3 separate regions of the Homo sapiens genome follow, and all the other regions are linked to region 2. A link is an interaction called in ENCODE POLR2A ChIA-PET data of the cell type or tissue named here. Cell type or tissue: B cell. All regions are shown on one strand. Region 1 holds the start of H3C4 (H3 clustered histone 4). Region 2 holds the start of H3C12 (H3 clustered histone 12). Region 3 holds the start of H1-1 (H1.1 linker histone, cluster member).

Region 1 (8,000 bases), 1.7 Mb after region 2:
TTAATACATTACTGAATTTTTTTTTTTTAAGTTTTTTCGGCTGTAAGTTTATTCAATGCAAAACAATCCTCTCCAGTTTTACTGAGGTGGCTGACCAGGCCCACGACCAAATCTGCCTCTAAACTGGAATTCGGTTGTTGACCCAGCCCCAGCCTTGGCTTTCTTGTCAGCACCAGGGGACACAGCACTCCGTCTGTAGGTATCTCTGTCGGCTTCCCCTCTTGTGAGTCTTGCAGGTTGCTCACCCTCCAGACCTTCAGGCGGAGGCCTGCCAGTCTCTGGACGGCTGTGGTGTAGGGTGGCAGGCACAATCTCTGTGGGCAGATGAAGGTAATTACAGAGATACTGGATGCCCTCATTGGTAAGGTACCACTAGAAATGTCTCCAGGCAAACTGTTCCTTCAAGTAGCCCTGGGACTTGAGAGACTGCATGGCCTTCATGACACGAAGGTTGGGCACATTCTTGTCTGCCATTTCTAGGTGCTTAGGCATATGGACATCCTTCTTGGCCACCATGACTCCCTCCTTAAAAAGGAGTTCATAAATGGCAATCCAGTTCTTCTTACGCATCAACATCTCAGCAGCTGTAGGGTCCCGGGCTGGGGCTGGTACATTACTCAGTCTTTAAACTTGCATGGGTGTATTGGTTTCCTATTGCTGGTTTGAAAATTTATCACATTTTATGATTAAAAAATACAAATTTGTAATTATATAGTTTTAAAAATTGGGACTCAGTCACAGATCTTACTGAGCAAAAGTGTCAAGGTGTTGGCTTGATATTAAGTAAAGAAATAAAGAGCCTGTATCTTTTCCCTTGCCTTTTTAACTGATAGATGCCACTCTCTCCTTAGATCATGGTCCTTTTCTTTCATTTTCAAAGTCTGCAATTTATGGCCAAATTTTTCTCATGCTGCCATATCTCTAGTTCTCTATTCCAATTCCCTCTTCCACTTTTAAGAATCTTTGTAATTATATTGGGCTAATTCATAACATGCAATATAATCTCCTTACTTTAAGGTCAGCCAATTAGTAGCCTTAATTCCATGGAAACCTTAGTTGCCCTTTGTCATGTTACCTAACAAAGACTCCAGGAATTTGCAGACTCCAGGGATTAGGATGTGGTCATCACTGGGGTATCCTTATTCTGCTTAACATTTTTAGAATCTGATAGAAAGCTATATAATTTGTTCTGGGAAGGGGAAACACATATGGCCACATTTCTGCATATAATTTCAGAAACTTGTTGTATTCCCCTCAAGCTGATGTAGACCTTAGTTTAGATATTTACTTCTGGAACTACAGAAAGCAAAAATCGACTGCTATGCCAATGTAAATTGGCACATGAAGCCATTTAGTATTTTTAGTTTTCATTTTCCTAGGTTTTTCTTGTTGCTTTCATTTTTTCAGTTGGGTTTTGTTTATTTGAATGTTTATATATGCTTTGCATGTGCTGTGTTCTGTGTCCATTTATGTGCCGGACAGGGAGTGGGAAGTTGAAAAATAATTATGGGACGGGTGTGGTGGCTCACGCCTGTAATCCCAGCATTTTGGGAGTCTGAGGATGGTGGATCACCTGAGGTCAGGAGTTCGAAACCAGCCTGACCAACATGGTGAAACTCCGTCTCTACTAAAAATACAAAAAATAGCCGGGCATGGTGGTGCGCGCCTGTAGTTCCAGCTACTCGGGAGGCTGAGACGGGAGAATCGCTTGAACCCGGGAGCCAGAGGTTGCTGTGAGCCGAGATTGCGCCATTGCACTCTACTCTGAGCAACAATAGCGAAACTCCTCCTCAAAAAAAAAAAAAAAGTAATAATATAGAATACTATTCCTTTTTTCTTAACTGGGTTGAAATTCTAAGAATCTTTTATATATAATATTTTAAATATTTTTAAGATACAAAAACATTTTGTAAAAATTTTAAGTATTCTACACTGGATGCCATTCATAACAGTTTATGATCTTAAGTAAGGCTTGTAATTACCAAGAATACAGTAAAACTTCAGTATCTTTATATATGAGTATATAGAATAGAAAAATTGTATTTGTAAGTAGAATGACATAAATTATTTTTTCACTTAAAAATTACAACTTTTGCTTATTAGAATAAAATGAACACATATGAAGTCAACCCTGAAGGAAAAAAAGTCAAAAACAACTTTGAGGAAGTGACAAGAAAATATTTTAGGATTAGGGGTGTGTCTCATTACTCCCAAATGGTATTTTGCCAGTGGCCAAATTTTCTTTAACTAAACCAAGAACAATGTTGATTATTAGTGCTGCATCCAGGCTCGGGTGTTCACATTTTTTCAGTTTTCATGCACATTACTTGTCTTGCTTTCCTTATATTTTAAAGAATTTGATTACATTATTTTAACCAGCTAAATTCGCCAATGCTGCGATGACTAAACCGGAATTAAGGAAGACATTCCTTTCCCTCACACTATGTCAGTAGCAAAAGAGATATTTCAAAAGTTCTTTTCTTATGAAACCAATTTGACAAGGGACACATCACAGCACAACATAAGAAAAATGTGCTTATCAGCACAATGGGCTAGCCTTCTAACCAGCACTTGGGGTAAAACAAACATGCTACGGTTAAGTATAGCATTTTCCTTCAACCAGTCAAAAGAACTGTGGTCTAGACCTACACAGCAGCAACCCCCTCAAATGAGGATAAAACCAAACCTGTTGGTGGTAAACACGGAAAATATGCAGGTAATTACAACTCTATAGCTGAAAAAGTGGGTGGCTCTTAAAAGAGCCTTTGGGATTGGGTATGAAGACGTTAGAATTACTTAGAGCTGGTGTACTTGGTGACGGCCTTGGTGCCCTCTGACACGGCGTGCTTAGCCAGCTCCCCGGGCAGCAGCAGGCGTACGGCCGTCTGGATCTCCCTGGAGGTGATGGTGGAGCGCTTGTTGTAATGCGCCAGGCGGGAAGCCTCGCCAGCGATGCGCTCGAAGATATCGTTGACGAAGGAGTTCATGATGCCCATGGCCTTGGATGAGATGCCGGTGTCGGGGTGGACCTGCTTTAGCACCTTGTACACGTACACGGAATAGCTCTCCTTGCGGCTACGCTTGCGCTTCTTACCATCCTTCTTCTGCGCCTTGGTCACCGCCTTTTTGGAGCCCTTTTTTGGAGCAGGAGCGGACTTAGCAGGTTCAGGCATGATAAATAAACACTTCGTCCACAACCTAAAGAGAAATGCAAGTGTCCTCACTCTGCAGCTGGTAATATTTGTAGAGCTCCTATCGTAAACTGGCATTTAAAAGCTTACACATTGATTGGATGAATTGTCTCTGTGTGCCCTGTGGTATGCAAATTAGGTGATTCTAGCGTTTCTTTGCAATTGGTTGGTTGTTCTAGCCAATCAAATAGCGTTATTTACAATTCGACCTCCAAGTATAATAGTTTCTCACTTGCTAACAAAATTCACTTTTACATTTTTGTCTTCATTGCTTAACATCGTTTTTAAGAATTCAAAATGTCCGGACGCGGCAAGCAAGGCGGAAAGGCCCGAGCTAAGGCTAAGACCCGCTCTTCGCGGGCCGGACTCCAGTTCCCTGTGGGCCGCGTACACCGCTTGCTCCGCAAGGGCAACTACTCCGAGCGAGTCGGGGCCGGCGCGCCAGTGTATCTGGCGGCGGTGTTGGAGTACCTGACCGCCGAGATCCTGGAGCTGGCGGGCAACGCCGCCCGCGACAACAAGAAGACCCGCATCATCCCCCGACACCTGCAGCTGGCCATCCGCAACGACGAGGAGCTAAACAAGTTGCTGGGTAAAGTCACAATTGCTCAGGGCGGTGTTCTGCCCAACATCCAGGCTGTACTGCTCCCCAAGAAGACTGAGAGTCACCACAAGGCCAAGGGCAAGTAAAACGAGAACTCTTATATTGGCTTTTTAAGGAAGCAGTCTTAACAAAGGCTCTTTTCAGAGCCACCCATGTATTCCTTAAAAGGGCTCACATTTTCTGTGTAAATAGCTATTTTGCAGTTTTCTTTAATAATTTTTCCATTTATAAGTGGGTGTTCTTAACACTGAATCGTGAAACTAACCGTCCATTTTAAAGATGCCATAAAAATACATAAGCAAATTGGCGGGGCGCGGTTCCTTACGCCTGTAATCCCAGGACTTTGGAAGGCCAAGGTGGGCGGATCACAGGGTCAGGAGTTCCAGGACAGCCTGACCAACATGGTGTGAAGCCCCGTCTTTACTAAAAATAAAAAAATTTGTCGGGCGTGGTGGCGCGCGCCTGTAATTTCAGCTATTTAAGAGGTTGAGGCAGGAGAAAATGTTGAACCCCGGAGGCGGAGGTTGCAGTGAGTCGAGATCGCGCCACTGCACTCCAGTTTCGGCGACAGAGCGAGACTGTCTCAAAACAAACAAAAACCCAAAAAAGCAAACTAATTAAAATGCAAAGAGACTTTATGTCACATGTAATTTAAATCGATCAATGCAGCGGCTCGTTAGGATTGCAAAGCTGTTAAAAGGCCTGAGACATACAGGAGAGAAGTTAATGTTTGTCAGTGTTTACATTTACATAAAAATATAGTTAGTGACTTAAAGCAACAGAACCAGAACAAATGTTTTATTGTCTTTTGTATGCATCTTAATGATACGAAATAACCTGTAATTTGTAAGTATTTTTTGGGTTTGTTTTTGCAAGCCACTTTCAACTCTACTGAGCTAACCCTAATTAATTATCAATAGGAATACAAACCTACATCCCCTGGAGCCAGACGGCCCTTAGGTGGAGCTTCTTAGCACAGTGTTCAGCATGACTAAAAGGGCACACTGGTCTTTTTGTGCCATTTATAAATTTGGCTTTTTTTTTTTTTTTTTTTTACAGCAGATTACACAAATACCAGTTGAACTTGTAAAAGATAAGAGTGCTTTCATATGAGGATGACATATTGTGGTGAAATTAAATGTGTTCATGTAGCTTAACATCAGGTTTCATATTGTTACTTATGAGTTAATAGTCATGGTGCATTTGGAACAAATTATTGAAAATATCTCCAAGTTTAAATAGACAAATCAAGATATGAAATTAACCTTTCTAAACTTAAGAGGGTAAAAAGAAATCACTTGGCCAATCACAACTAGCGCGCGTCTTTTTAAAACGTTGATCAAAGCCAGTTTCAGCGCCAACATTTAAAAAAAAATTAAGACACGTCATCCTAGTAGCTAGACACAATTTTGCCAAGGAAAACCAAAGTACGTTTTAAATAAAAGCTAGAAACATGGCACAGAGGGGAAAGGGTTGAAAACACCAGCAGTTAAAGATGGACGGAGGAAAGTTTTAATATTTGGTCTACATGCAGGAGATGTTCTGTCAGGGAGTGGGCGTCTCCACCAATCGAGCTGCAGGGGAAAGGCTGCCTTGTCCAATCAGAACAGGGGTGTCTTTATATATACGGGTACGAAAGGCTAGACTTTCGTTTTTTCGTCATTTAGCAGGGTTTAGAAGTTCGCAATGGCTCGTACCAAGCAGACTGCTCGCAAGTCCACGGGTGGGAAAGCGCCACGCAAGCAGCTGGCCACCAAGGCTGCTCGAAAGAGCGCTCCAGCCACCGGCGGCGTGAAGAAGCCCCACCGTTACCGGCCCGGCACGGTGGCTCTGCGCGAGATCCGCCGCTACCAGAAGTCGACCGAGCTGCTGATTCGCAAACTGCCATTCCAGCGTCTAGTCCGTGAGATCGCGCAGGACTTCAAGACTGATCTGCGTTTTCAGAGCTCGGCGGTGATGGCGCTGCAGGAGGCCTGCGAGGCCTACCTGGTGGGGCTGTTTGAGGACACCAACCTATGCGCCATTCACGCCAAGCGAGTGACTATCATGCCCAAGGACATCCAGCTTGCTCGCCGCATTCGTGGGGAGAGGGCGTAAATTGTCTTGTGAATGTGTGCTAACCAAAACCCAAAGGCTCTTTTCAGAGCCAACCACCTTTTCTATAAAAGTTGCTGTTTACTGTTGCTGTCCGTAAACTGGAACCTCTGTTCACTCAAGGTAAGTAAGCATTCTTGCCTCTATCCGTTCCCCCTCCCCTCACGGAATTGGTGCAAAAAGCTTTATTATAATTGGGGAGTTCTTAAAACAGCCTTTAAGGTACTCTTATATCTCCTTGTTTTGGGGGCCGCTTTCTTAGGCTTGGATGCCTCCGGCTTGGGAACTTTCTTGGCCACCTTTGACCAACCAACCTTCTCCAGCAGCCTCCACCAGCAAAAGCTTTTGGGGTCCGCTTAGTACTCTTTTTCGGAATAAGGACGCCCCAAGCTTTCTTGGGCCTCTCGGCTGCCAGGACAGCTGTCTTGGGCATGACTGCAGCGGCTTTTCTGGCCTCGGTCTTGATTTTCCTAACACTGCCTGGTTTGGCGGGAATGAACCTGAGGCGCTGCACTCCTTAGCACGAAGATGCCCTCGTTTGTTTTCAAGGCCCAACTTTATTCAAATAATTTTTAAAAATTTGTATTTATTTTTAGGGACGAGGTCTCACTGTGTTACCCAGGCTGGCCTCAAAACTCCTTAGCTTGGCCAGGCGAGGTGGCTCAGGCCTGTAATCACAGCACTTTAGGATGCCAAGGCGGGCGGATCACGTGATGCCAAGAGTTCGAGACCAGCCTGCCCAACACATTGAAACTTCGTCTCTACTGAGAATACAAAAATTAGCCGGGTGTGGTGGCACACGCCTGCAGTCCCAGCTACATGGAAAGCTGAGGCAGGAGAAGGGCTTGAACCCGGGAGGCGGAAGTTGCAGTGAACCGAGATCACACCACTGCACTCCAGCCTGGGCAGCAGAGCTAGACTCCTTCAAAAAAAAAAAAAAAATCCCCAAGGACAAACAAAACCACCAAAAACAACTCCTTAGCTTAAGAGATTCTCCCGCCTTGGCCTCACAAAATGCTGAGATTACAAACGTAGGCCACCGCGACCGGCAAGGGCCGATCTTCATATCGTAGCCGCCAACACCTACTTGAGCGCGGCCACAGAGAAGGCCGCTGCGCTTCTTGGAGACGGCTAAGTCATTAGTGATGAACTCACATACCGGAGGGGCCTGGACATCTTGCACTTCACTGCAACTTCGGACTTGCAACCTTTTTCTTTACTTCAGTCTTTGACTTGGGAGATAGACCAGGAGTCACGGCATGTACAGTTTCGGACATGATTGTAGGTTTGGATATCTAACAGTTAAAAAAAAAAAAAGTCAGGCTGCGAGTGTGTCTGTGATTACGTGTGTGTCACACACAGACACGCTGCGCGCTGATTGGTTCCCAGCTCAGTCTTTCAGCTTGGCAGCAACCTAGTCTCAACCCTGTTTCTGAGTTGTGTTTGCGGAAATTCAGAAAATCAAAATAGTTTAAATTTCCTGAGGAGGAATCACACCAATTCTATTCTACAATGAACTGGAACGGCTACGGTGTTATGATCTTTACATTTTCTTTCTCTAGTTTTTACTTAAGGCAGCCTCGGCCTTTATCAAAAGTTCCAACTTTCAGAGATTCACAGTTCAGAGGGACAACTTCTTGATTTTCATTTAAAATATAAATTCTTCCATTCGTGTCTTCAATTGTTTGCTGTCTTCTAATAATAGCCTACACATTTTTGGCTTCTCATACATTGAACAACTACTTGATTTTCATTGAGATTTAACGAGGAAATCTGTTTTATATGAGAAGAGAAACAACAGGTTCTTTTTGAATTTCTCCACAAGAACAGCAGTACGGATACTTAGAACAACAGCCCTTTCTGATAAAATTAGCTGGGGCTGAAAATATTTCATGATAGCTTCTTGTAACTATTTGGACGTTTAGTTACTTTGGGAGGGTTCCAGTAAATGTTCAACGTTTCCTTGGGAAAATGGGAAATACAATGATCACTGATTCTCCTGATATTGGGACTGTTTGCATAGCTGAACTCAGGAGAGATCCACGAAAGGACATAAAAGAGACAGAGTTTGACTCATTTAAGGGTCAAAAAAAAATTTTTTTTTTAAATTT
Region 2 (8,000 bases):
AGCAGAAAATAACTCTTCAATGCCTGATGTATGTGAGGCCTGATGCTTTATCCAGAGGGGCCAAGTGAGGAATGAATTATTTTCAGCTGAGAATTTAGAAAGTTGGGAAGGCCGGGGCATTTGATCTGGGCCCTGATGGCAGAAAGAGCAGCTTGGTGAAAAGCTTGTCATGGATACAGGAGTCTTTGTTAATGTCCAGAGATCTCAACTTCAAGGATGAAGGGCTTCATGAGATCTCTACTTTAGAGGTGAAGGACTTGATGAAGTCAACAGACATTTTTTTTTAATAGTCTGTACCATGATATATATATTTTATTAGCTCTCAGTATTGAAAATTTATAATATTTCACATTAAGCTGCATATACTCTTGAAAAATTGGAAGTCACACTGTCCTTGTGCTTGCATTGCTAGAAGGGAGAAATCAGTGAAATCAAATTGCACAGGTTTTGTCTTCAGTTCTCAAGTTACCACTGGTCCTGTTAGTTTCCATATTAGTTGGCATTTATCAATATGCTTGTGCTATGGTTGTTCTTACAGCAGAATTAAGAAAACAGTGAAATATATCTTGGTCAAGTATCTCTATCAAAACTGGAAAAATGAAATATGCCAGAAGTCTGGGTGTTTCAAGAAAAATAGCAAATAGCACCTCTCTTTATAGAGATAAGGCGTGCTTTTTAATATCCAGCTGTTTTTGCTCTAATGTGCTGGGCCTTTGTTAGCAACTGACTTTTAACTTCTGGTTTAAGGAATATCATAACTGTCACCTTATCTGCAAATTAAGCTAAATGTAGATATTTTATAAAGGAGAACTTGGAATAGAAAGTCGGGATGAAAGCATGGAAAATGGTCTTAAGTGCTGTTATGGACTTCATTGTGTTCCCCCAAAACAGACCAGGTGCAGTGGCTCGCGCCTGTAATCCCAGAACTTTGGGAGTCCAAGACCAGCCTGGACAACATGGTGAAACCCTGTCTGTACTAAAAACACAAAAATTAGCTGGGCGCTGTGGCAGGTGCCTGTCTGTAGTTCAGCTACTCAGGAGGTTGAGGAAGAAGAATCACTTGAACCCAGGAGGTGGAAGTTGCAGTGAGCCGAGATTGCGCCACTGCACTCCAGCCTGGGCGACAGAGTGAGACTCTGTCTCAAAAAACAAAACAAAAGAAAACAACTTCATGTCGAAGTCCCAGCCCTCAGTGTGGTTGGTATTTGAAGACAGGGCCTTTAAACAGATAATTAAGGTTAAATTGAGTTGTAAGTGTGGGGACTTAATCTAATAGAACTAGAAAGCACGATCGTATTATTATTTATTTTAGGGTATAAAGCATTTTGGCTTTTTTTATTTGTTTATTTCTTTTGGACAGCTCTGACCAGATCACAAAGCTCAACAGGACTTTCTCCTTTACCCACTCCTCGCTCTTCCTATTAACTCCCCCGCCCCCCTCCCGCTCCCTTTTAACCTCCGCACTAACAACTCTTGAAGAAACTTGAATCCTGCAATTAAAAGGAGTGAAAAATGGAAACCCTGCCCTAGCCCACTGACTCAGTAGAAAGTTAAGAAGAAAGCATTTTAACTGGGGCTGGAAAACACAACGCCTTGAACTTGTGCTTTTGCTTTTTTGCCACAAGATGGCAGGAGAAGGCCACACGTACTCTCTCACCCACTCGGAGGATAATCACCCCTCAGATGTTCTCTCAAGGACGCGGGATGGGCAGGGAGAAACGAATCTCGAAAAAGAGAGCGAAGAGGAATGAAAGGAGGGGGCAAATGTGATGCCAAGTTAAAGAACATGATGAAATCAGGGGACTGCTCTCCAAGTAACTTAGCTTGTCGATAAGCTCTGTCGCCAAGCCCGAGGCACCAAACTTTAATGACAAGGTACGGGGACTGGGGAAGAGAACATTTTAGGGAAGTGAACGGCAAATCCTACAATGTATTTTGAACGACCCACTAACCAATTGGCATAATTCGGGGCTGTTTGTCACCTGTGACAGAGACGAGACTATTCGTCCGAGATAGCCTTCCACCCATAGCTGCAAAGGAAGTGACGTCAGGAAAATAAAGGAAAAGTTAAGGGGTGATTTTAAAGCCTGGAGTGGAATTGTGGAGGGGCTTGCTATTTTGCTGCTAAAGATTTACAATAGAAGTAATTTATTGAAGAGGGGATAACGCAGTGGCAGAGGATGCAATGCTATGAGAATTCAGGCACTGTTGAGAAGAGGGGATCATGCCTTGAAAAGTCTCCACTCCCTTGTACTCGCACGCTCTTGGTTTACCTCCTATTTCTGTGATCTCTTCTGGGGTCCGCTTCTCTTTAAACGCGGGGTTCTCCAACTTCTATCTCAGGATTCCTAATCATGGACTTTAAAATCCCAGCCTGAACGCTGCCCCCGCCCCAGCTAATCCTGGCACACCTCCCTCCCCAAGGCCAACTGATTAACATTGCAAAAAAGCGGCTTTCCCAAGTTGCCAGGTTCTTTGTTCAACATTTTATCCTAAAGGAGCTTCCTTAGCCTTTAATGTTTCCCGTCCCGCTTTGACACCAATAATTTCAACCCACCCTAACATATCTGCAGCGATGCCAGACGAGATGCCTATTCTCTAAAGTGTATGGAAAATGGACACCGGTAAGTCAATGTCACCCAGGATCCGTACAACTGCAGTAAGAGGGACGGTTAATTCACAGCTTCCAGCTCTTGGCGCCAGAGTCCGATGCACTCCTGCAGATAACGGTCATTTCCATTCCGGGAGAACCTCTTCGAAAAACAACCCGGATGAGACTATCTGGCAAATTGCAGCCCTTGGCGGGCTTTTCAAATAGAGCGTTGACCAATCAAAGAAGGGGGACGTTACAGGCACTGAAAGAATAACCCGGCCGCGCGCGATGGCTCACGCCTGATATCCCAACATTTTGGGAGGCCGAGATGGGTGGATCACGAAGTCAGGAGTTCGAGACTAGCCTGGTCAAGACGGTAAAACTCCGTCTCTACTAAAAATGCAATAATTAGTCGGGCACGGTGGCGGGCGCCTGTAATCCCAGCTACTTAGGAGGCCGAAGCAGAATTGGTTGAACCCGGGAGACGGAGCTTACAGTGAGCCGAGATCGCGGCACTGCACTCTATCCTGGGCGACAGAGCCAAGACTCCATTTAAAAAAAAAAAAAAAAAACAACACAAAAGGAAAGAGTAACCGAAAACCGAAAGCAAACTTGTAATTATAGCTTAAAGCACAACTGCAAGCCTTTTTCCCCAAGGGTATCTAAGAACCCAAGCTAAATTTGTCTGATGGAGCGTCTATACTCACACGCAAAAAGCCTAGGGAGCTTAGCTTACCTTTTCCCGCCGTCTTCCCTCCTAATGGAGGCCGGCCGGAGTCCACCCAAAAGACTACAAGCAAAATGCACAGGCTCTTTCTCTGGAAGCGTGAGTGGCTCTGAAAAGAGCCTTTGGATTGCTGGCAGCTGCGAGAGCTCACTTGGAGCTGGTGTACTTGGTGACGGCCTTTGTGCCCTCGGACACGGCGTGCTTGGCCAGCTCCCCGGGCAGCAGCAGGCGCACGGCCGTCTGGATCTCCCTGGAGGTGATGGTCGAGCGCTTGTTGTAATGCGCCAGGCGGGAAGCCTCGCCAGCGATGCGCTCAAAGATGTCATTGACGAAGGAGTTCATGATGCCCATGGCCTTCGATGAGATGCCGGTGTCGGGGTGGACTTGCTTCAGCACCTTGTACACGTAGATAGAGTAACTCTCTTTGCGGCTGCGCTTGCGCTTCTTGCCGTCCTTTTTCTGGGCCTTGGTTACGGCTTTCTTGGAGCCCTTTTTGGGGGCAGGAGCAGATTTAGCCGGGTCGGGCATGGCGGAGGAGAGTGAAAGAGCACTCAAATAACAAGAATGAGGACAAGCTGGGTTATGCCCTATTTATTTACAAGTCTATATGCAGATGAGATTGAGAAATTCTTCTGTCTGATTGGAAGTTACTCAGATGACGTTAATATCAATATAGTCCAATCAAAACACGTATATTCAGAAAGCTCATTTGCATTAAGAGGAAGCTGCAAGCTTAGCCAATGGCCCAGCTTCTTTTTCGCGCCCAGCAGCTGCTATAAAATGCGCGTCCCTGTAGGTTCCTTTCACTCACTTTCTGACTTAGGCCACAGGTCGTTTTACCATGTCTGGACGTGGCAAGCAGGGCGGCAAGGCTCGCGCCAAGGCCAAAACCCGCTCCTCTAGAGCTGGGCTCCAATTTCCTGTAGGACGAGTGCACCGCCTGCTCCGCAAGGGCAACTACGCTGAGCGGGTCGGGGCCGGCGCGCCGGTTTACCTGGCGGCGGTGCTGGAGTACCTAACTGCCGAGATCCTGGAGCTGGCGGGCAACGCAGCCCGCGACAACAAAAAGACCCGCATCATCCCGCGCCACTTGCAGCTGGCCATCCGCAACGACGAGGAGCTCAACAAGCTGCTTGGTAAAGTTACCATCGCTCAGGGCGGTGTTCTGCCTAACATCCAGGCCGTACTGCTCCCCAAGAAGACTGAGAGCCACCACAAAGCTAAGGGCAAGTAAGGGCTGAACTTTAAAAATGTAAACTTACAAGACAAAAGGCTCTTTTCAGAGCCACCCACCATTTCTACGGAAGAACTGAGCACTCTGTTCTCCAAACCTATCAGAAATTTGTGGCCGAGTTCAAGCACTGAGGCCATTACTTTCCTATTGGGTAAAATAAAAGTATTGAATCAGGCCTAGTAAATACTATCCAACTGCTACCTTATAACATGAAGGAACCTCCTTAATTGTCCCCTCCCCACAAACTGTCCTGGGTCTTTAAAAAACTTGGGGCCGGGCGCGGTGGTTTATGCGTCCTTAGCATTTTGGGAAACTGAGGCAGGTGGGTGGGGAGGGGAGAAATCTCTAGGGACCTGGAGTTCGAGACCACCCTGATAACGAGACCCCTGCCTCTTAAAAAAAAAATGACTGGGCGCGGTGGCTCACGCCTGTAATCCCAGCACTTTGGGAGGCCGAGGAGGGTGTATCACAAGGTCAAGAGATCGAGACCACCCAGGCAAACATGGTGAAACCCTGTCCCTACTAAAAACACAAAAATTAGCCGGGCGTGGTGGCGAGCGCTACTAAGGAGACAGGCAGGAGAATCGCTTGAACCCAGGAGGCAGAGGTTGCAGTGAGCCGAGATCACGCCACTGCACTCCAGCCTGGGCGACAGAGCGAGACTCCATCTAAAAAAAAGAAAGAAAAAAAATACCAGGCGCGAGGCCCTCGCCTGTATTTGGCGGACTGACAGCAGAAGGAACACTTGAGTCCCAGGAATTTGAGATTTCAGTGAGCCATGACCTCGCCACTGCACTCCAGCCTGGGTGACAAAGCGAGACCCCGTCTCAAAAAAAGAAAAACAAAACCCAAACAAAAGTATTTCTGGTGATCATTTGCTCCTGTGAATATAATAAATGTTAAACTAACCTTTTTGTTGTCTTTATGGGTCTTTATCAATACCAGAACCTGGTAGTTCTTTGATCAACTAAAATCTCCATCCTAATAAAATGCTGTTGTCAGAACTACCCAGATTCACTGGCAAAAATCTAATCACTGACCCAAACCTGTAATTCCGCGCATGCTAATGAAATTAAGCAATAATTTACATAATTAATCCAATCAGCCATTGGATTGCATTAAACTCAGTTAATGAAGAGGTCAGATACCATTTATTGGTATCATTTAGTCAAGCACCTATCAAACTCCTTCCCCACACCACACTGGACAAAACTAAAGTTTTGGTGTTTTAGAGAATGTGCCAGCCTAAGTTTAAATTGTTTTTGTTCTGGGTCTTGGTACAGTCATTAAAAGATTTAATTAAGCAGTTACAAAACGGAACTACTTTTTGGAAATACTAGCAAATACGTTGTTCTACTGTATGTATTTTTACACGATCCGAAATAGGAAAAATGACCCATTGGAAATGAGTTTAAGACTACGACTGACCTACACAAATTCTAGGTCAGATTATCTTTTCATTGGGGGAATCTTAACATGATTGGTTGAAAACAATAAATAAAAGTGGCGCGGAGGACGAGCGCAGTGGCTCACGCCTGTAATCTAAGCACTTTGGAAGTCCGAGGCAGGCGGATAACTTGAGATCAGGAGTTTGAGACCAGCCTGGCCAACATGGTGAAACCCCTTCTCTGCTAAAAAAAAATTAGCCGGGCGTCGTGGCAAGTGCCTGTAGTCCCAGCTACTCCGGAGGCTGAGGCAGAATCGCTTGAACCCGGGAGGCGGAGGTTGCAGTGAGCTGAGATCGCGCCACCACACTCCAGCCTAGGCGACAGAATTAGAAGCCGTCAGGTAAAAAAAAAAAAAAAAAAAAAAAAGTGGCAGGAACCAAATGAAGATAGTATTAACAACCAACCAGGTTTTTCCTACAACAGTTCTGACCAATCAGGATCAGATCATCGTTATAAATTCTGGTAGAAGCCACTGCTCATTCAGCTGCTTGCTTTCAGAGCATAGCTTTCTCAACTATGGCCCGGACGAAGCAGACAGCTCGCAAGTCTACCGGCGGCAAGGCACCGCGGAAGCAGCTGGCCACCAAGGCAGCGCGCAAAAGCGCTCCAGCGACTGGCGGTGTGAAGAAGCCCCACCGCTACAGGCCAGGCACCGTGGCCTTGCGTGAGATCCGCCGTTATCAGAAGTCGACTGAGCTGCTCATCCGCAAACTGCCATTTCAGCGCCTGGTGCGAGAAATCGCGCAGGATTTCAAAACCGACCTTCGTTTCCAGAGCTCGGCGGTGATGGCGCTGCAAGAGGCGTGCGAGGCCTATCTGGTGGGTCTCTTTGAAGACACCAACCTCTGTGCTATTCACGCCAAGCGTGTCACTATTATGCCTAAGGACATCCAGCTTGCGCGTCGTATCCGTGGCGAGCGAGCATAATCCCCTGCTCTATCTTGGGTTTCTTAATTGCTTCCAAGCTTCCAAAGGCTCTTTTCAGAGCCACTTACATTCTCACTGAGGATAGCTGTCACACCATTGGTCGACTGTCTTAAATCAACTTTAAAGCAGGGATAAACTGGCGGAAAGTCGTCAAGGGTTGTTCATTCTGATTCCTTGCAGTGTCCTTTGTCTTCTAAGACGGTCCTTTTCACTTGTCCTCTGTGACCCATCTCACAAGGGTCTCACTTTCTCCGAGGAAAGTCAGCAAATCTATATCCAAGGTCAATCCGCTTCAAGGGGAAAGCCAAAGTCCTTCCTGCACATGCTGTCCTTTGGGGATAGCATCTCCAGAACCCCATAACTAACAATTAGATTACAGGTTAAATGAGATGCCATTTTTAACTGAAACGGGCACTGCCCTTGGGTCCCCTGGAAGCTTGCTGAAAATCACGGACATGAGGCCGGTTGATTTAGCACATAGACACGGGAGACTTCAAAATGAGGACCCACCCACCAATGAGATACAGAAGTTTATATATCACCTTGAGATTATAGAAAGAGTGCAAGCTTGGAACCTGGGAAAACAGATTATAGGAGGGAGAAAGGAAGAGACTTGGCTAGCAAGGGGGGCGGGTCTTGTTATGTAGATGAAAACACATAGCTAGTAGTCCTCAGAAAAAATAGATGGTAAATGTCTCTTGTCAGGGTGGGCGTGGTGGCTCATGCCCTCCACTTTGGGAGGCAGTGGAAGGAGGATTCCCTGAGCCCAGGAGTTTGAGATCAGCCTGGGTAACAGCAAAATCCTGTCTCTACGAAAAACAAATAAAAAGAAAGGTGGGTGTTGCAGCGCACAACTGTAGTTCTAGCTGCTCAGAAGGCTGAGGCAGGAAGATTGCCTGAGCCCACGAGTTCAAGGATGCAGTGAACTATGATTGCACAATTGCACTCCAGCCTGGGTGACAGAGCAAGACAGTCTCTTAAAAAATAAAAATAAAAAAGGATCAGACTCTCAGTTAATCTCTCCTAGATCCAGGAAAGGACTAGAAAGGGAAAGCCTGGCAACAAATGGAA
Region 3 (8,000 bases), 1.9 Mb after region 2:
CTTTTCTTGGCTAACTCAACTGGCCTCACCACTTACATGCTCTGTGCTCTGTCAAATAGTTTGTTCAACAGAACACCACGGCCTAGCTGTAAGTGCCACGTTAACTTCTAGCAATGCCAAAGCCTGTGATAGTGGCAGCTTCGGGCTGTTTCTCATTCCCGGGATGCCTAACCACCTCTCCAAATTCTATCAGTTTGCTTCCACCCACTTCAAGCTTCAGAACGAAACATAGAGCTTAAGAAATATAGGCCCGGCAAGGTGGCTCACGCCTGTAATCCCGGCACTTTGGAAAGCTGAGCCTGGTGGATCACCTGGGGTCAGGGGTTCGAGACCAGCCTGGCCAATATTGTGAAACCCCGTCTCTACTAAAAAAAAAAAAAAAATTAGCTGGGCATGGTTGCGGGCGACTGTAATCCAAGCTACTCGGGAGGGTGAGACAGGAGAATAGCTTGAACTCGGGAGGCAGAAGTTGCAGTGAGTTGAGATCGCGCTATTACACTTAGGCCTGGGAGACAAGAGTGAAACTGTGTCTCTAAATAAGTGTTTGCAATTATAAACCATCTCCCTGACCTTAAATCTCTAGACTCATATACAACTGCATATTTGATGTATCTAATTGAATAATGGGCATCTCGAACTTGTCCAAAATATGTTTATACGTAAACACCAAGTCTGTTCTTCCTCTGATATTTGTCATGTCAATCAATAGAACTCCATTCTTCAAGCAGCTTGGGCCAGGAATTGTGCAATATTGTTTGTCCTGAGCTTCTTACAACTTTCACCCAATGCAGTCAGCTCTGTTGAAAATCAATCAGAATACCTTTCATTGTTTTCTTTGCTGCTTCTCTAGGAGCAAGCTGCCATGGCGGTTTGTCTGAATGACCACAGTGACCCCAAACTGGTCTTTGTTTTCACTTTTAATCCCCCTGTCATACAGTTTTTTCTCTATCCAGCATCAACAGTGATCCTTTTTGAAGGTATTATGTCCACTGTCTGCTGAAAAGATTCCACTGGCTTTCCATCACCTTCATAATAAAAACCAGCATCCTTATCATAGCCTACAAGTAAGATGACCAACCATTACAGTTTGCCTGACTCTCAGGGGTTTCTCAGGGTGTAAGACTTACAGTGCTGAAACTTAGAAAGTTCCAAGCAAACTAGGATGAGCTGCTCAACCTACTAGATCTGTACTCTGGCTACCCTCTGACCTCATTCTCTTCGCAGTTCTTTCTCTTCACTGACCTTGCTGTTTCTGGAATGGACCAAGCATTTCCAGCATCAGCACCTTTATATCTATTCTTTCTCCCTAGAAGGGTCTTGTCCTGGATATCTGAATGGCTCTAGATCTCATTTCATTCAAGCCTCTCCTCAAATACCAACCTTACGAAAGAGACCTCCCATAATCATCCCTTGTAAAATAAGCTTTTCTGCTCATTTAGCATATATATATATAGTTGACTATCCTCAATAGCATATATATATAACATTTCCCCACCTAGAATTATATATGTAATAATATATTTAACAAAAAATACATATAACTAGATATATTTTATTTTGTGTTTGTTCTCTCTCCCCCAACTGGAATATATTTTTTGAAGGTAGGGACTTTGTTTTGTCCCAGAAGTATCCCTAGCACCTTGAACAGGGCTGACGTTTAACAGGTAGTTTATGGAGGTTTGTTGAATGAAAGGATGTGTGAATTTTCTATGTAAGTCTCCAGGCTCTCCACTAAGCCCACCAGAATGCTAACACAATCAATTCCCCATCTCATTCCTTGACCTGCCACTGCCTGAAGCAATCAGCGTGCAGTTTCTCTTTAGAAAATCTGGGGGATAGTCTAGGGGTTGCAAATTAAGCAACATTATCTTTGTTCTGAACAAGGACTGCATGAGTGTTAGGACTGAAGAAGGCCCAAGGTGGTGGTGGGTATGCCTAAGATGAGTATGACATATCAGCAATGCTATGAACATAGCAATGCTATGAAAGGCCAGGCAAAACGTAACAGGAGCTAGTCGTGGCTTATTGTTACAACGACTATACCTCCCATATGGGTAATCGATATCCACACACCCCTCTACATTGACTCTGGAATTCAGGAAAGGGAATTAAAATTTTCTAACTTATGTACCCCAATGATTTCAACAATATCTGGCATATGAGATCAATAAATATCTTTAAAATACCAACTAAGAAAGACATAAAATGACCCACCCTCCATACCAGGCTCATTTTTGCTCCTCTGATTCCTGAAACTATCCAGAATGCAGCTATGAATTCTCTCCATTGTCAGTTTTAAATTAAGCCAAGCTGGGTACTTGTGTAATTCCTCAAGAAATCCTGGATGAAAACTGTCAGGTGGAAAACAGGACCTCAAAATAAAGAGACATCCATCACTGAAGCTAACATCGTGAGGCTGAAATCAGTCCTATAACAATGGTACCAAAAAGAGCACAATGAGAGGCATTTGTGAATATTTACTCAGATGAGAGTAAGATATTTCCCTATCAGCTAACCTGAAGTTCACATCCCTTTTCCAGCTGAGTTCTGAAGCTAGATGTACTTAACTGGAACACATAACTGCATCAGGAACATCCTTTAAAACTATGGCTACCATGGCTTGACTGGACAAACCCCAGGCTTCCAGGTTTAGCACAGGTGGCCCTTCACAGACCAACATTGCCTATGCTACCAACCTCATGTCCTACCACCCTGCTTGCATCATTTCTCTCTCTGCATATATAAAAATATATGTGTATGTATATAATCAGCTTTATTGATATTTAATGTACCACAAAATTTGCCCACTTTAGGTACAGTTCAATGAATTTTACCGTGTTTTCTTAGTTGTACAACCATCATCACAATTTAATTTCGGAATATTTCTATCACCCAAATTTCCATTTCTGCGTAAAGGGGGAAAAAAAAAGGTTAACTGCTGAAGGCCGCGGTAACACTGAAAAAGGTGCCTTTTCTCTCTAAAACAGATTTTAATCTCCCCTGAATTTAGTGTCCTGGGTATTCCAGGAGTCTGAATAGGGTTTCAATTTTCAGGGTCTTTTTAATAGAGTAAAACTGTATTGGTGGCGATAAATTTAGTATTGCTCTCAGTACATGATTGAGGGATACTTAAATGTCTCTGTGATTTTATTTCATAATCGCTAAAAGATGGTTTTTTTTTTTCCTAAAACAGGGTTTTTGTTTTTTCTCAATAAGCTTCTTAGCTTCCCCTCCGGCTCCCTGGCTTGCCTCAGGAAATATTAGCTCATCAGTTCTGATTGGTTGACAGCTACGAATGGCCCTCATTGATTGGGCAGCGCTTCTTTGTCCCTTGGAAACTAATACAAATTTTTAACACTACTTTTTTTCCACTCTTTCTTCAGAGTTGGAATATCGTTGCTCCCCTACCCATATGTAGTGAGTGGAGGGCAAACTTGGAGTTCCCCTAATCTTTCCTTTTTAGGATGTCAGCTCAGTATCATTCATCTTAATTACACATTGAGCTTCTTGACTTAATGGATACAGCTCTTCTTTTGTTTAGTTGGGCGGCCCTGAAAAGGGCCTTTGGTTCAGAAATGCAAGCTGTGGAGAAATCAGCAACCTTAACCGCCAAAGCCATAAAGGGTGCGTCCCTGGCGCTTAAGCGCGTAGACCACGTCCATGGCAGTGACTGTCTTGCGCTTGGCGTGCTCCGTATAGGTGACAGCGTCACGGATCACGTTCTCCAAAAACACCTTGAGCACCCCGCGAGTCTCCTCGTAGATCAGACCAGAGATCCGCTTCACACCGCCACGCCGGGCCAGACGCCGGATGGCCGGCTTGGTGATGCCCTGGATGTTGTCACGCAACACCTTGCGGTGGCGCTTGGCACCCCCCTTACCCAAACCCTTCCCGCCCTTACCACGTCCAGACATGACTTCCCAAGAAGTGAACCAAGAGCAAGTGAGAGAATAGGAAACCGATCTTTATATATCTACGTTACCCCTGCCCCCACCTCCAGCGGACACTGAGACTGAAAAGCGCGCAGGCGGGAAATGTGACGCCTACAGTCCGCTCCTTTAACCCCTCCTCCAAGCCCCAGGAAATGGCGGGAGCAGCGATTGGGGGAGGGTGGGGAGATGAGGGTGGGACCAAGCAGGCTTGACCAATGGCCTTTATTTTCTTAACAGAGCTACAGGCTTTGAGGAACTGGGTTAAGAATTAAATGTAAACCCATTCTGACTCCAGAATTATTTTAAGTCGAACTTTTTTTTTAACCGAATCTCTCTGTCGCCCAGACTGGAGTACATTAGAGCCATCTCGATTCACTGAAACCTCTGCCTCTCAGGTTCAAGTGTTTCTCCTGCCTCAGCCTTCAGAGTGTAGCTGGGATTACAAGCGCTCGCCGTCGCGCCCGGCGTGTTTTTGTATTTTTCGTAGAGACGGGATTCGGCCATGTTGGCCAGGCTGATCCCGAACTCCTGATTTCTGGTAATCCGCCCGCCTCAGCCTCTCAAAGTGCTTGAATTACAGGCGTGAGTCACCGCGACCGGCCGAAATCGATTGGTTTTGAAGCCTTCAGTAGCATTAAAACGAAAAGTGCTCCCAATGCATTCCCTTTTGTCTTAAATTGGTTTCTTACAGCTACTTTACTTGAAAAGGTGGTGGCTCTGAAAAGAGCCTTTGCTTGGACCGTCAGAGAGACCACAGTAATCACGCCCTCTCTCCGCGGATGCGGCGGGCGAGCTGGATGTCCTTGGGCATGATAGTGACGCGCTTGGCGTGGATGGCGCACAGGTTAGTGTCCTCAAATAGCCCTACCAAGTAGGCCTCGCACGCCTCCTGCAGAGCCATCACAGCGGAGCTCTGGAAACGCAGGTCTGTTTTAAAGTCCTGCGCAATCTCGCGCACCAGGCGCTGGAAAGGTAGTTTACGAATAAGCAGTTCAGTGGACTTCTGATAACGGCGGATCTCGCGCAGAGCCACGGTGCCCGGCCGGTAGCGGTGGGGCTTTTTCACGCCGCCGGTGGCCGGAGCGCTTTTGCGGGCTGCCTTAGTGGCCAACTGTTTGCGTGGCGCCTTGCCACCAGTAGACTTCCGAGCAGTTTGCTTAGTGCGAGCCATGACGGAAAAACAGCACAGCGGAACACCCAACACTAGCGCAAATACGCCCATGAGCTGCTCTATTTATAGTGTGTAAAGTGCAGTGATTGGATGATAGAAGACGCTAAATATGACGTTACACACTCTGATTGGTCTATCTTTAAGCCAGCAACAATCGTGCAGTTTCACCGGCTACTATATTCTATTCCAACTCTACAGATGATTATTTAAGTGGTATTTTATTACTACTATTATTTTATTTTACTTTTGCTTTGTTCCCCAAGCTGGTCTTAAACTTGGGCTCAAAGGATCTTCCCGCCTCAGCATCCAGAGTAGCTGGGATTACAGGGGAGCCCCACTGCGCCGGCTTGGACTTTAATTTTTTAAACTTGTCCTCTTCTACATCTGGTTTTCATAACCTGAAGGCTGTGTTTATTTTCCATAAAACAAGGCATTGATTCCAAAGGTATTATAATTCCCCAATTCCGTATAACCTTCAGCTCTTTAGGAAAAAAAAAAAAAAAAAAAAAAAGAGGGAATACTGCTCACCTCCTCTCCGGAAATGTACCCTTTACGGGAATTTCTGAAACCTTTCACAAGAATTGGATTCCTTTGTAATGCTTTAATTGACTTAGGAGTGTTATTGAAATCTACAAAGCATCTCAAACATAGTAGGATTACACTATTACTCAGAAACATTTTCTATGAGACGTCTTTCTCTTGATTATGCTCTTTGAATCCTAAACTTGCAGCGTTCTGCAGCTTTTGTTTTCTAAAGCCTAGGTGTACTCTGCCAGTCACAAAATGGCGTTTCTCCAGCACTGCCGCCAGGTACCACCAGCTGGGAGTTGTTCCTCTTGCGGAGCAGGAGGTGGACTTGGCCCAAGAGAAACTGGATAGTGGTTCGCAAGGAACATAATTTAGCATTGCCAAGAGCTAATGCAATCATTTTGAAAATCTCAAAACACTGAAAAGTGGATTGTGACCTTTTTAAATTCACAAGAGACAGGCCACATTCTATCTTTTGATTGGTTTAGGCTATTTTCTTGAACAGCCATTTAGAAAGCAGATCTATCATCCTTCATTTGCATGGAGCGTTCCCATTTTATTTGAAACCAGTTTAACCCAATAGAAAAAAGGGAGGCAGAACCCATTATTTAAAGTGGAAACTCCTGAATCAGATAATTAGGAGTATTTCCTTTTCAAAAGTTGCGTTTTTTCAGATACCTCGCTTATTACACTAAGAAAGGTTTATATCTTTCACAAAGGGTTTACTTACAAAAATCTTCCAATTTTGTATACCTGTGTTTCATAACTGACTAGCCGTCAAACCAAGATGTAGAGTTTCCAACCGTTATTTTCCAAATTTTTAGAAATTACGTGAAATATTTGAATGCATGCCTTCTCAATAAAATGGGACGTAGGAAGCACTGGTGCAGAAGATGGGTACAATACTTATCTGGGACCACTCCATTATTTGGTTGGCACGTTGTTTGAACAAAAAGGGGAAAAGCTCAGGTTACTTAGCATGGTTCGGACTTATTTGAAAACTACCACAGCAGGAGCGGAAATAAGACCGCATTACCTCACTCTCTGCTGTGCTGTGCTAGGGGGTTATCCAGAATAGGATTGTAGAAGTGGATGTCGATTTAATAGTTTTTTATTCTCCCATTAGCTGAGTCTCTGATTGGCAATGTGAGATCGTTTTAGCTTATTGATACTTTGAAATGCACTTAACAGCCACAAACAAGTTAAAGGGTTGTTACCATAAAATCTTATCCCCAGGGTGTGCTTGCATTTATCACCCGTGTTTGCTTTCACACTAAGTGGACTTAACTCCCCAGCAGAATGCCTGTCAGGGAACCGGTTTCGTGGACCCAGCATTTAACGCCTTTCGCAGGCTTGTGAGGCCCATAAATATTTGTTGAATAAAAGAATGAGTTGACCATGTCATGGTGCGCTGATTGCGTGTGCTGACATGGAACACAGGTTGTAAACCTTAATACCAATTTGGGGCATGTTGTATGGATGAAAAGGGCATTGGAAATTCCTGAAGTGCATCCCACATTGGACTGTGGAAATAAGTTGCAAGTGCAGAAACGTTTCCACACTTGCAGTTTGAGTATTAATTGCAGCGTTTGTGAATTCTGGTGTTGTCTACGATTCATTCTTGTTTGACGTGAAAGGTATTCGCGAGACACATCGCTCTAAAACATTGCCAGAAAATGTAATAGAGTTGATGACAACTGGCCCTAACACGGCCTAAAACTCGCACTTTTCTCTCCCTCCGCAACTATTCAAAACACTGTATTTTACATTTCTTGCAAATTAAAAACTAACATCTCTGGCAACGGACCTCTAAAAATTTCTAATAAAACTCCTCGGATGCTTGTGGCACTGCATTTGTAAACCGCCCCCTCTCAACCTACTCCCTAAAAAAGAGCTGCTTTTTGAGAGAGAAGCGGTACCCTCTGATGTTACTGGGCGGCAGTCTGCCTACAATTTCCTTCACAATGAGGCAACCAGAGCGGCTTTTTCTGTGTGTTTGCTTGCGTTGAGGGGAGCAGGACCATAGGCCCTAGAGGCCCCCAGCTGCCTTCTGAGACTGGGCGAAACCCTCGGCAGCGCGCAGGGGGCGCTAGGGCGCGAGGGGCGGGCACTGACGGGCACCAATCACGGCGCAGTCCCACCCTATAAATAGGCTGCGTTGGGGCCTTTTTTTCGCATCCTGCTTCGTCAGGTTTATACCACTTTATTTGGTGTGCTGTGTTAGTCACCATGTCTGAAACAGTGCCTCCCGCCCCCGCCGCTTCTGCTGCTCCTGAGAAACCTTTAGCTGGCAAGAAGGCAAAGAAACCTGCTAAGGCTGCAGCAGCCTCCAAGAAAAAACCCGCTGGCCCTTCCGTGTCAGAGCTGAT

Evidence for each region. ChIA-PET counts read pairs that join two places held together with the same protein. Peaks named below come from ENCODE experiments on the same cell type or tissue, not always from the same donor. Only the 100,000 strongest peaks of a DNase experiment are listed, where the experiment ranks them.
Region 1: POLR2A ChIA-PET joins it to region 2 with 20 read pairs; 28 of 35 experiments call an interaction of 5 or more read pairs at or near these places.
Region 3: POLR2A ChIA-PET joins it to region 2 with 15 read pairs; 29 of 35 experiments call an interaction of 5 or more read pairs at or near these places.

What each region holds. Positions count from the first base shown.
Region 1 is chr6:26,194,732-26,202,731 of GRCh38, reverse strand. It overlaps H3C4 (H3 clustered histone 4), which reads left to right and starts at 5,446. Exons shown (of 1, transcript NM_001376937.1): 1 at 5,446-5,948. The coding sequence starts at 5,482. The coding sequence ends at 5,892. H2AC7 (H2A clustered histone 7) reads left to right here and starts at 3,439. Exons shown (of 1, transcript NM_021065.3): 1 at 3,439-3,948. The coding sequence starts at 3,489. The coding sequence ends at 3,881. It overlaps H2BC7 (H2B clustered histone 7), which reads right to left and starts at 3,216. Exons shown (of 1, transcript NM_003522.4): 1 at 2,744-3,216. The coding sequence starts at 3,173. The coding sequence ends at 2,793. It also overlaps the pseudogene H1-12P and the pseudogene RPS10P1. RefSeq lists enhancers at 2,775-2,864, 2,856-3,475, 3,635-3,814, 2,748-3,947, 3,995-4,064 and 7 more. In B cell, no CTCF peak of the experiment used is centred here; DNase peaks (open chromatin) are centred at 3,371, 5,421, 6,601, 7,221 and 2 weaker places; H3K4me3 peaks cover 5,942 bases; H3K27ac peaks cover 5,709 bases.
Region 2 is chr6:27,889,311-27,897,310 of GRCh38, reverse strand. H3C12 (H3 clustered histone 12) reads left to right here and starts at 6,485. Exons shown (of 1, transcript NM_003535.3): 1 at 6,485-6,996. The coding sequence starts at 6,519. The coding sequence ends at 6,929. H2AC17 (H2A clustered histone 17) reads left to right here and starts at 4,126. Exons shown (of 1, transcript NM_003514.2): 1 at 4,126-4,612. The coding sequence starts at 4,162. The coding sequence ends at 4,554. It overlaps H2BC17 (H2B clustered histone 17), which reads right to left and starts at 3,886. Exons shown (of 1, transcript NM_003527.4): 1 at 3,420-3,886. The coding sequence starts at 3,848. The coding sequence ends at 3,468. RefSeq lists a cis regulatory region at 1,503-1,787 and enhancers at 2,191-2,240, 3,123-3,262, 3,653-3,892, 3,913-4,456, 4,803-4,852 and 6 more. In B cell, a CTCF peak has its summit at 1,616 (motif pointing right); DNase peaks (open chromatin) are centred at 1,740, 2,790, 4,100, 6,530 and 2 weaker places; H3K4me3 peaks cover 5,483 bases; H3K27ac peaks cover 3,699 bases.
Region 3 is chr6:26,017,593-26,025,592 of GRCh38, reverse strand. H1-1 (H1.1 linker histone, cluster member) reads left to right here and starts at 7,806. Exons shown (of 1, transcript NM_005325.4): 1 at 7,806-8,000. The coding sequence starts at 7,861. H3C1 (H3 clustered histone 1) reads right to left here and starts at 5,142. Exons shown (of 1, transcript NM_003529.3): 1 at 4,635-5,142. The coding sequence starts at 5,103. The coding sequence ends at 4,693. It overlaps H4C1 (H4 clustered histone 1), which reads right to left and starts at 3,944. Exons shown (of 1, transcript NM_003538.4): 1 at 3,543-3,944. The coding sequence starts at 3,914. The coding sequence ends at 3,603. RefSeq lists enhancers at 3,350-3,579, 3,730-3,959, 3,181-3,996, 4,300-4,349, 4,380-4,479 and 2 more. In B cell, CTCF peaks have their summits at 7,471 and 7,688; DNase peaks (open chromatin) are centred at 3,772, 3,832, 5,122, 7,852 and 1 weaker place; H3K4me3 peaks cover 2,879 bases; H3K27ac peaks cover 3,040 bases.